Linked DNA regions of Homo sapiens: region 1 is linked to region 2. The links are chromatin contacts, found by Hi-C in ENCODE. All regions are on one chromosome and are shown on one strand. Each heading gives the region's core, a stretch centred on a gene start or an enhancer-like site at or near the end of the contact. The rest is flanking DNA. Distances are from core to core; before and after follow the strand shown.

What was found. A loop is a pair of places that touch in the nucleus more often than their neighbours do. Pooled maps may share reads with other maps.
Region 1: a loop to region 2 is called in a pooled map, with 4 times the contacts of the local background. The contact joins two enhancer-like sites. A Hi-C loop is called at or near these places in 6 of 37 single-sample maps with no recorded cell type and 4 of 50 pooled maps.

The regions. Positions count from the first base shown.
Region 1 is chr6:157,569,838-157,572,537 of GRCh38, forward strand. All of the region lies in intron 2 of ZDHHC14 (zDHHC palmitoyltransferase 14), which reads left to right. Among named protein-coding and RNA genes, the nearest start is that of MIR3692, 42 kb to the left of the region's middle. Within about 2 kb of position 1,339, at least 3 of the 41 ENCODE cell types and tissues checked have a DNase peak (open chromatin) inside an H3K27ac peak, as active enhancers do.
Region 2 is chr6:157,202,032-157,204,731 of GRCh38, forward strand. ARID1B (AT-rich interaction domain 1B) reads left to right here. Exons shown (of 20, transcript NM_001374828.1): 19 at 1,835-1,965. Among named protein-coding and RNA genes, the nearest start is that of TMEM242, 120 kb to the right of the region's middle. Within about 2 kb of position 1,442, at least 2 of the 41 ENCODE cell types and tissues checked have a DNase peak (open chromatin) inside an H3K27ac peak, as active enhancers do.

The sequences.
Region 1 (2,700 bases), core at 89-2,588, 370 kb after region 2:
TTCAAAGGAGACATTGTCTTCTTTGTAGTTTCCAACTGTTTGTGTCATTAAATATATAAAAATACTTTTAAAGCTTGTATATATATTGGTTTATATTTGTTAACCTTAATGAAGATTTTTATTCATTTTATCCAATCTGTGTTGATTAGAGGCAAAAAAGAAAAGAGCTTAGGACCATAATAGATGGGCATTTTTATTCTTTAAAGTATAGTGTACTTATAAATAGCATCCCCTGCTTCTGTACTGGTAATCCTAATTCTCTTTTCTTCAATGCTAAAGATAAAATCTTGCACCAGTCCGGTGTAGAATGAGTGATAAACCAGCCCTTGCATTCAGGTCTTTTGCTAATGCTCTCAATATTAATGCCACTCAAACTTCAATAAAAGCCTGTCTGATTTTCCTGGTGATAATGGTGAAGCCTGGCCCTGCCATAGCGTGGTATCCAGTGTCCACTTTTTACCTTTGTTCTTGTCTACTTGTCTTACAATAATGCAAACACTGACAACCCAAATTGATCTCTATCACTGTACAATATTTACCCATTTCTGACAATGCAGAAATTATGTACCACAAAGTGGAAACACACAAATATTTCTAGCTTTGGCTTTCAGTGGAAGAACTGATCTTCACTTACGCAGCACAGCGGTTTTGTGTATATACTCAGAGAACTTTGACACAATTTGAGGGAAATTAAAACTTTGCAAGGACAAAGCCACTTTCTTTTCCTTTCAAGGGCAAGGCTTTGGCATCCATGTGGAAAAAAATAGTATGGAAAATATAAGGTAGTCATTAATTTTCATTTTGTTATGAGCATGTATTGGATTAACTCAGTTAAACTAAAAAGGTCGCAGCTACTAAACACTTTCTTTTTATTGTTTTTAATTGTACTAATTAGTGATATATATATGTATATACATACACACACACACACACATATATATATACACACACACACACATATATATACACACACACACACATATATATATATATACACACACACATACATCTATATTGCCCTTCTGAGTCTGGGCAGCCCCTGAAAAAAGAGCTTTTGATAGCTGTGAACATCATAGCATCTGACAGTTCAAGGTCTTTGCATGAATTACAATGTCCCTGAACTGCAGGAACTGAGATTGTCATGGTTTAAAAATGGAGAAGCTGAAGTCTGTTTTCTCCACCAGATCAAAGAATCATACTCTTTACTGGGGCCATTCTATGTTTCCATTTTCTGGAACTTATATTTTCAAAACAATTTGTAGGAATATTTGTGTTTCTATTCATGGAATCATTTTTGAACATTGATGTTTGCCACTCCGCATTCACGTTAAAGTTCAAGCAAATAGCCACTTCAACTTCATGAGAGCATGCCTATGTGCACGAGAGCATTCCTTGAATGAAACGTACTTTATTAGGGTCTTTCTCACCTAAAATCAGCATGCACTCTAGACCACAGCTATTGTCTGTCATGATGTTTTTCAAACTGTGCCTCCTGGAGCCCAGGCAAGGGACAGACATGTTGGGTGTCCCCATAAACCAGAGCTGCTTCACTCTCATCTGTTTTGTATACTGAGGTTCTTTGTAAAAGTTTCTTTGAACGGAAACTCACGATGCTATAAATAACAACAAAAACAAACAGTTTAAACACCTGGCCTGGCTGTTTTACTGGGCAGACCTTCCATAATTAACTAGATAATATCAGCTCTTTGGGTGACGGGAGCATCTTCGTAAGTGGCTTGCATCTTTCTCTTTTGTCTGTGTTTTTAGCCAGCTGCTTAGATTCCCCAGCTAATGGTACTGAAATGCAGCCTTGGGGTTCAGCTGTTACTTGTATGGTGTACAAACCTGTCTCTCTCAGCTGTACACAGGGAGCTGTTATAAAAATGCATATTCTTAGCCCCTCCTGCAGATAAGAATCTTCAGGAATGAGGAATCTGTATTTTTTTTTTTTTTTTTTTTTGAGCCTGCTAGGTAAGTAAACCTTTCGTGAATGGTGCTTGGGGCGGGGACTTCACCAAGCTTAGCTAACTAGTTGGCTGACTTGCTGTTAATTTTGTCCTGCCTGCTAATAAGTGTGTGCACCTACGGCAAGGCTCCTCAGATTTTCACGTGCATCCAAATCCAAATTCAGGGTGGGAGGGTGTGTGGGGAATCTTTGAAAATGCAGATTCTGGCTCAGCAGGGTCGGGGCTGGGAGGAGACGCTGAGATGATTCATTTCTAATAAGCTTCCTGGTGATGCCAATACTGCCAGTCCATGGCCCACACTTTGAGTAGCAAGACCCTAGGGCAGGGCCTCTCAGCCTCAGCACTCTTGATATCTGGGGCTGGAACGTTCTTTGTTGGGAGGGGCTGTCCTGCACATTGTAGGACATTTAGCAACACCCCTGGCCACCACCCACTAGGTCCCACTTGTGACACTCCCTCCCACTCATGACAACTACAAACATCTCTAGATGGTTTCAGATTTCCCCCGGGAGGCAAATCGCCCTGGTTGAGAACCACTGCCCTAGATGATCCCGATCATCAGCCAAGTTTAAGATCTGCCATGAGTATGATTTGTCTGCACACTTAAATTATTAAAAAATACAGATTCTGGGTTTATCTGGCCTCCCTAGAGTACAAGCCACAATAAGAAAGAGGACTAACCTTTTTTTTTATTTTATTATTATTATACTTTAAGTTTTAGGGTACATGTGCA
Region 2 (2,700 bases), core at 192-2,691:
AATTTCCGTGGGAAAAAGTTAAAGCTTGTATGTAATATGTAGATTGATAGATGGTATGACATAAAGAATATGCTATGCTGTGATACATAGAACTGATATCATCCAATGCACTGGTAGACTTGGGCCAAGAACCATGTCAATCGAATGCTGATGTTGCTTGTTTATCCTCTGTGGGATGTTCTGAATACTAATCAGAGGTCTGGACTATCTGGAAGTACACACAGGGTTTCTGCATTATTTTTGAAGTACTTTTAACACAGGAAGGAAGATAATAGATCTGAGTTATATTAGGAAAAATTACTCAAAAAATATCAAGAACAAATTGACTTAAAATCTTTTTCAGTGATTAGAAAATTAAAGATATTAATAATTTGAAAGACATCAATCACTGGACATTAAGGAGATGTAGATTGAGAGACCAGGGCAGGAGAATCACTTGAACTCAGGAATTCGAGACCACCCTTGGACAACCTAGCAAAACCTCGTCTCTACTAAAAAGAAAAAAAATTAGCCAAAAGTGAGATTCATTTCTGTAGTCCCAGCTATTCAGGAGGCTGAGGTAGGAGGATCACTTGAGCCCAGGAGATCAAGGCTTCAGCAGTGACTGTGCCACTGTATACACACACACACACACACATATTCCTTTATATATATCTATCCATTTATATATAATGCATGTGTATCTATATCCCTTTATATATATATATAGATAGATATAAATATAGATATATAGATATATATAGAATATGTGTGTGTGTGTATTTATATGGGGTTGCAGAGGGAGAGAAGGAGACACAGACACTGAGCACCATTTTATATATAGAAATATATACACACACACACACGTGTATTGTGTGTTTATGTGTGTATATGTATGTTTAAATAAATACATCTAAATTTTCTAAAAATCTCCCAGTGCGGGTTATATAGCATTTGTCTTCAACCTAGGGAAATTTACATGTTTATTTTTAAAAGTAATTTTGATTTTTTTATTGTAAAAACAGTATGTAGCTATCTTAGAAAATTTTAAAACAGATAAAATAAAAGTGGAAAAGCCACGGTGTCTCCCCCTCATGCAATGATTCTTGGTGCCTGGAGAATGCCCCCAGCCTCCAGGCAGCTCCAGGGATCTGGCCGAGCTGGGTCTCATGGCAAATCTTCCAAACTTTCTACCTGATCATTTTGTTTCCTTCAGTAGCAGGAATAGGGAAAACAACAAATTACTTCCCATTCTGTGGCTCCAGCCATACTCCTGAGAAATCTGAGCCATCAAAGTGCTAATATTTATCACAGCATGTTCTGAGGGCAGGAGCACAGGACTAGAGGAAAGCAGCCTGGGAAGCCAAGGCCGTGTGTCTGAGGAGGCTGTCTTGGAGTTAAATTTTGCTTCCATGTTCTGCATACTTGGCGGCCTTCCAGGACGCCACCTTGAGACACTCGTGAGTGGTGAAGCCAAAAGAAGACAAATACCACTTTTGGGTTTGACTCATTTATTAAAAGCTCTGATACCACATTGCAGACTCTGTAGGGTGGCTGAAAGAAATAACCCGGCCATGAGAAAGGACCATCTGTGCTCAACCACTCCACCTCCAGAAGCACTTTCGGCCCCTGCGTGACCAACAAAGCGAGATCTGAAACCACAAAAGTTTCTCGTTACAGCTATGGCCTCCATTTAAAATCGGAAATGATCACGCTTAACTGTCCTTGAGAGCATTTGTTTAAAGTCAATATTTAACTTAACACTCCACTTATTTTTTCTTACTCTTTCGTTAACTTTCGTTCTTTCATGCATAGAGTCAACATTCATGATATCCTTGTTCTTCCCCATCTTCAGTTACTCCTGAGGCGTGGCGTGTGATGATGTCCCTTAAATCAGGTCTTTTGGCTGAGAGTACGTGGGCTTTGGACACTATTAATATTCTTCTGTATGATGACAGCACTGTTGCTACTTTCAATCTCTCCCAGGTAAGCCAGCATAGTCCAACTAACAACCAAATTAGGATAGGAGAGCATCAGGCCATGCACATTTGTGCTTGAACTAATGCCTGAGTTGATGAGCACTGACCGTCCAACACTGTTAATCACTGCAGTTGTTATCAACCAGCCTTAATCAATGTAGAGTTATCTGGGATAATATTCACTGTAGTCTTTAGTGTGTGTACACACACATACCTCTATTTCTTATGAGAGAACAGTGACTGTGTGTGTATGTGTATATGGGATAGATGACAGTAGTAACATTAAATTGTTCAGAATGAATATTAGCTGGCCAATGGGAAGAAATCAAAATGTAACATTAAGTTGTGACTGGAGTCAGCATTGGAAACACAGTTGGTTGCAATGGGACATAACCCTGCTTTCCAGGAGGACTTGACATCTTCTTTTCATTAAAAAGATATTCAAGATTTAGAAATTTTATATTCTATACATTTATAGAATGTATAAATATATATAGAAGGAGAGAGAGCAGTTTAATGAACCCCCATGTACCTGTCAGTCAGCTAAAATAGTTATGAACTCATGGCTAAACTTACTTCTTAGTCTATGCTCTCTCATTTCTGCCTCTCTCCAGGTTATTTTGAAGCAGTCATGTAAAAGCCTACTACTTTTAATGAGCTTAAACCCCTCCTTTGTTCAGAGGTAGGCTTCAGGTAGCTTCCAGCATAATAGCTAGAAGAGAGGAGCACTGAAGTTTGGGGA